2 separate regions of the Homo sapiens genome follow, and region 2 is linked to region 1. A link is an interaction called in ENCODE POLR2A ChIA-PET data of the cell type or tissue named here. Cell type or tissue: MCF 10A. All regions are shown on one strand. Each heading gives the region's core, and the rest is flanking DNA. Links, peaks and the distances in the headings are about the cores only.

Region 1 (2,910 bases), core at 157-2,656:
TTAAAAAAACATGTTTCTAATTTGTCAGTAGTATTATCATCATGTCCTGGCAATCTAGGCTCAGAGCCCCTACCCTTCCCAGGCCAGCCGTGGTGGCCCAAACCTGCAAGTCCCAGGTACTCAGGAGGCTGAGGTAGGAGGATCCCTTGAGCCCAGGAGCTTGTCTGCAATGTGCTACAACCATGCCTGTGATTAGTGCTGCACCCTAGTCTGGACAACATAATGAGACTCCATAAAATAAAGTAACAAAATATAAACTAAAATAAAATTCACTCTTCCCTTTTGCTTTTCTCTTTTGGCCCAAACCAGCTAAGAGACACCTTTCCTTACATGGCTCCTCTCCATACCATCATCTCCCACCTTCACCCAGATAGGGATCCCTCTTACAATTCTCCAGGTAGGGCCTGGATACTGGAGAAGGGTTTGTACAGGAGAAAAGAAACCTATTTAGGGCCAGGCATGGTGGCTCATGCCTGTAACCCCAACACTTTGGGAGGCTGAGGATTACTTAAAGCCAGCAGTTCAAGACCAGCCTGGCCAACATATTCTTGCAAACCTCTTTTCTATGCGTTTATAAGCATGTATAACTTACATTAGACATGTTTCTATACACATTTGCATATGCGTATGATATTTTTAAGACTATGTGGCCTCTTAATTTTTTTTTTTTTTTGAGACAGAGTCTCACTGTCACCAGGCTGGAGTGCAGTGGCGCGATCTCGGCTCACTGCAACCTCCGCCTCCCGGGTTCAAGTGATTCTCCTACCTCAGCCTCCTGAGTAGCTGGGATTGCAGGCACCTACCACCACGCCTGGCTAATTTTTGTATTTTTAGTAGAGATGGGGTTTCACCATGTTGGCCAGGATGGTCTCGATCTCTTGACCTCGTGATCCGCCTGCCTCTGCCTCCCAAAGTGCTGAGATTATAGGTGTGAGCCACCGATCCCGGCCAAGGATATTTTATTTTAGCCCCAATGGCAGAGAAAATATTTTCTTTCTTTTTTTAAATCCAGAGACAGGGTCTCACTCTGTCACTCAGGCTGGAGAGCAGTAGTTCAATCACGGCTCACTGCAGCCTGGAACTCCTGGGCCAAAGTGATCCTCCCGCCTCAGCTTCCTGAGTAGCTGGGACTGGGACTACAGGCATGTGCCAACTGGCTAATTTTTAAATTTTTTTAGAGACAGGATCTCACTATGTTGTCTAGGCTTGTCTTGAACATCTGGCCTCAAGCAATCCTCCTGCCTCAGCCTCCCCCTGTGTTGGAATTACAAGTGTGAGCCACTGTGCCCAGTCCACTTTTTTTTAAATAGGTTTCTTTTTCTTTTTTCTTTTCTTTTCTTTTTTTTTTTTGAGACAGACTCTCCCTCTGTCATCGACGCTGGAGTGCAGTGGCACGATCTCGACTCGCCACAACCTCCACCTCCCAGGTTCAAGTGATTCTCCTGCCTCAGCCTCCCGAGAAGCTGGGATTACAGGCGGGTACCGCCACACCCTGCTAATTTTTGTATTTTTAGTAGAGATGGGGTTTCACCATGTTGTCCATCACTGCCTCACTGTAGGCATGGGTGCCAACCCTTGCCTGTGTGGTGACATCAGCACCCCCCGAGTGGCACAGAAAGCACGTGCAGTGAGGCAGTGATGGACACGAGCACGGGAGGAGGCGGCACCCATGCCTGCAGTGAGGCAGTGATGGGCAGGAGCGTCGGAGGCGGCGGCACCCAAGCCTGCAGTGAGGCAGTGATGGACAGGAGCACGGGAGGAGCTGCCTGTAGTGCCCCATTCTATTCTGGAATGAACAGAGAAACCCTCTGCCCAAATAAGCTTTGAATATAAGTGAACTGGCTTGTATTAGAATTTACTGGTTAACTGGCTTGTATTAGAATTTACACAAAGTGGCTTTGAAAATCGAGCCGTCTCTTAGTAGTGTTATCCCAAGGCATTCAATAGTTCTGAGGTTTTTCATCTATGAGTGATTATCCCAATGTGCTAAAGAAAAAGAGAAAGAGAATATATCAGATTTGAACAAAGCAAATCTGTTACGAAATTTTAAATTCTGTTCACTAAGTCAAAAATCTGCTTCTCGCTAATACATATTCATAAACATTTGCTTATTTTGCATAAAACAGAATCTAAAGTAGCAAAAACATCACAGAGAAAGACTGGGACACACAGGGATCACAGAAAACACAGTCCTCAATCACACAGGAACACAGGAACACAGATTCGGTTTTAAATCTTATCTTTCAACTTAAAGACTCAAATCTCTCTTAAGTTCTAATTATAAAACAAATTTCAATATTTATATTATCTGTATGAACTAGAAATAATCATTGTACGATTATTCACGTTTCTATTATATTTGAGTTGACACCACCCGCAAAAATCTCTTTAATGTTATCTTTTAAAAGAACAAAGGCGTATTTTAGATTCTAATACGCTGCTATTACCAAAGTTGTTTTGTTTAGAAAAATTAAACCAAATATACAAAGACAGAACATTTAACTGTGCTCCAGGAACTCTACATACAATATTTTGTTTAATCCTCACCAGAACCTTTGAACAATTAGTGGCTCCATCTAACAGAAAACAAAACGCCTCGGGGGAACAGGTAGAATAAAGAGATCCAGACCCAAAGGACTCCAGAGTCCTTCCTGCTATGCCCTGCTGAAGTATACAGGATGGAATTGACATAACTGGTCAAAATTTTCTTGCCAATTAAATCATATTCTTCCTATATCCAAACATAAAAAAATTGACAGCTAACATTTAAAACAAAAATTAAGTAAAAGGAATGTCTTTCTTCAAACAACATTCCCCTTGAAGACCAGTATTAACAATCAGAACTTGCACAGGATTTTATTGTTCATAAATTCCATGTCCTATGCACGATATAAGCATTTTTTTTTTTGA
Region 2 (2,910 bases), core at 289-2,788, 90 kb before region 1:
GAGGCCAAGGTGGGCAGATCACCTGAGGTCTGGAGTTTGAGACCAGCCTGACCAACATGGTGAAACCCCGTCTCTACTAAAAATACAAAAATTACCCAGGCATGGTGGCGTGCGCCTGTAATCCCAGCTACTCGGGAGGCTGAGGCAGGAGAATCGCTTGAACCCAGGAGGCACAGCCACACTTAGGGAGAGCTTGGGAAGGGGTGGAGGGTGACAACTGGGGGTGCTGAGACAGATACCATCACCTGGTGTCCCCGACAGTGAGGGGAGGGGAATGGTGGGGCGAGCCAGGCTCTGCAGGGCCCTCTGGACTTCTGGGGAGCTCCTGTTCAGTGCAAGTGGTTTTCTTCCCCCTCTTAGGTTGAATTCCTCTTTAACATGATCCCCGGCCTTTCGATAAAGGAATTTTCATACACAACCTGCAGCTGTGACCTAGGGAAGACTGCAGGGGCAAAAGTGAAGAGGAAAGTGAGCAGCCCCCCCCCCAATCCCCCTGGGGTCCTCGGGGACGTCGCAGCATGGGTCCAGGGATGCGGAGCTCAGGCACGGGAGGTGAGCTCAGGGGTATCTCCTTAGTGGTTACTCAAAGGAGAACAAGATAAACCATCGAGGGCAAACGTTTTCAACCATGGCTGCCCATGAAAACTACTTCAGCTGCTTTAAAAATACTAAAGGCTAGGCTTCCTGGCCAACTCAATCAAATCGATCAATTCAACCGGGGATTCCCTGGGCATTCTTTTTTTTTAGACAGAGTCTCACACTGTCGCCCAGGCTGGAGTGCAATGGCGCAATCTCGGCTCACTGCAAGCTCCACCTCCCAGGTTCACGCCATTCTCCCATCTCAGCCTCCTGAGTAGCTGGGACTACAGGCGCCCGCCATCACACCCGGCTAATTTTTTTGTATTTTTAGTAGAGACGGGTTTTCACTGTGTTAGCCAGGATGGTCTTGATCTCCTGACCTCGTGATCCTCCCGCCTCGGCCTCCCAAAGTGCTCGGATTACAGGCGTGAGCCACCACACCCGGCCTGCATTCATATTTTTTAACCTCCCCAAGTGATCCTAATGCACAGGTTAGAAGAAACTGATCTCAGAAAACATGTAAAAAGAGGAAACGTGAATGACTCGAGTATAAAATCAATAAAGCTGAGGTTCCTGCTCCAGGCTGAACCTGAAACAGCTGAGAATCGGACTGCGCGATGAGTGGCTCCTCAGCACCTGCCCAAGCCAGGCGTTAACGCGGGACAATCACTGTCCTCTTAAAGCTCATAGCATGACTGAGAAAGTGGACACAACCCAAGTGTCCATCAACAGACAAATGGAGAAACACAGTGTGGTCTTTTCCCACAATAGAATATGACTCAGCTGTAGAAGGAATGAGGCTCTGACACCCCTACAGTGCAGATGACCCTTGAAACATCATGCTCAGTGAGAGAAGCCAGACACGGAGGTCACGGATTGTAGGACTCCATTTATATGGAAGGTCCACATGACTGTAAAATCCACAGAGGCAGGAAGCAGATTAGGTGTTGCCAGAGACTGAGGAGAGGGCGTGGGGAGTGACTACTAATGGCTGTGGTTTTGGGGTGACGAAAATTATCTAAAATTAGATAGTGGTGATGGTTGCACAACCTTGTGGGTTTACTAAGGCCACACAGTTGTATGCTTAAAAGGGTAAATTTTATGGTATAAAACTGTATCTCAATAAAGCTGTTATTAAAAATTCACGGCTGGGCGCGGTGGCTCATGCCTGTAAACCCAGCACTTTGGGAGGCTGAGGCAGGCGGATTACGAGGTCAGGAGATCGAGACCATCCTGGCTAACATGGTGAAACCCCGTCTCTACTAAAAATACAAAAAAATTAGCCGGGTGTGGTGGCGGGCACCTGTAGTCCCAGCTACTCGGGAGGCTGAGGCAGGAGAATGGCGTGAACCCGGGAGGCGGAGCTTGCAGTGAGCCGAGATTGCGCCAATGCACTCCAGCCTGGGCGACAGAGCAAGACTCCGTCTCAAAAAAAAAAAAAAAAAAAAAAAAATTCACGGCCGGGCGCGGTGGCTCATGCCTGTAAACCCAGCACTTTGGGAGGCTGAGGCAGGCGGATTACGAGGTCAGGAGATCGAGACCATCCTGGCAAAACCCCGTCTCTACTAAAAATACAAAAAAATTAGCCAGGCGTGGTGGCGGGAGGCTGTAGTCCCAGCTACTCAGGAGGCTGAGGCAGGAGAATGGCATGAACCCGGGAGGCGGAGGTTGCAGTGAGCCGAGATCGCACCACTGCACTCCAGCCTGGGCGACAGTGCGAGACTCCCTCTCAAAAAAAAATTTATGACTGGTCATGGTGGCTCAGGCCTGTGGGTGGATCACCTGAGGTCAGCAGTTCGAGACCAGCCTGGCCAACATGGCAAAACACTGTCTCTACTAAAATACAAAAATTAGCTGGGTGTGGTGGTGGGCACCTGTAATCCCAGCTACTCGGGAGGCTGAGGCGGGAGAATCACTTGAACCTGGGAGGCAGAGGTTGCAGTGAGCCGAGATCACGCCATCACACTCCAGCCTGGGCAACGGAGCAAAACTCCATCTCAAAAAGAAATTAATTTACTAAAAATAAATAAATAAAAATTTACCAGCAAGAGTATGAATAGAGAGGAGCCAAGGTGGGGATTCGGATCTGGTGAGCTGAGGGGAAGGGGATGCAGTGCTGGTGGCACCAGGCACAGTCAAGCCCATATCCATGGGTCTGGCCTCAGGGACAACGTGAGCCAGAGTCCTGGGTGGTGCCACAGGGCAGAAAGATGTTATAAAGGCTTCCTAAGGGTCGTGGTATCTAAACAGACTCGAGAACACTCACTGTCAATCCTGAACACAACTTAAAATCGCCGAGTTCTTAAAACCAAAAAACCTAGCCCTACCCCA

What was found. Peaks named below come from ENCODE experiments on the same cell type or tissue, not always from the same donor. Only the 100,000 strongest peaks of a DNase experiment are listed, where the experiment ranks them.
Region 2: POLR2A ChIA-PET joins it to region 1 with 6 read pairs; 5 of 35 experiments call an interaction of 5 or more read pairs at or near these places.

The regions. Positions count from the first base shown.
Region 1 is chr7:158,799,397-158,802,306 of GRCh38, forward strand. The region is part of intron 1 of ESYT2 (extended synaptotagmin 2); the gene reads right to left. Among named protein-coding and RNA genes, the nearest start is that of ESYT2, 29 kb to the right of the region's middle. RefSeq lists enhancers at 1,159-1,659, 1,660-2,160. In MCF 10A, for the core only: no CTCF peak of the experiment used is centred there; no DNase peak of the experiment used is centred there.
Region 2 is chr7:158,709,425-158,712,334 of GRCh38, forward strand. No RefSeq gene overlaps it. Among named protein-coding and RNA genes, the nearest start is that of NCAPG2, 6.1 kb to the left of the region's middle. In MCF 10A, for the core only: no CTCF peak of the experiment used is centred there; a DNase peak (open chromatin) is centred at 1,527.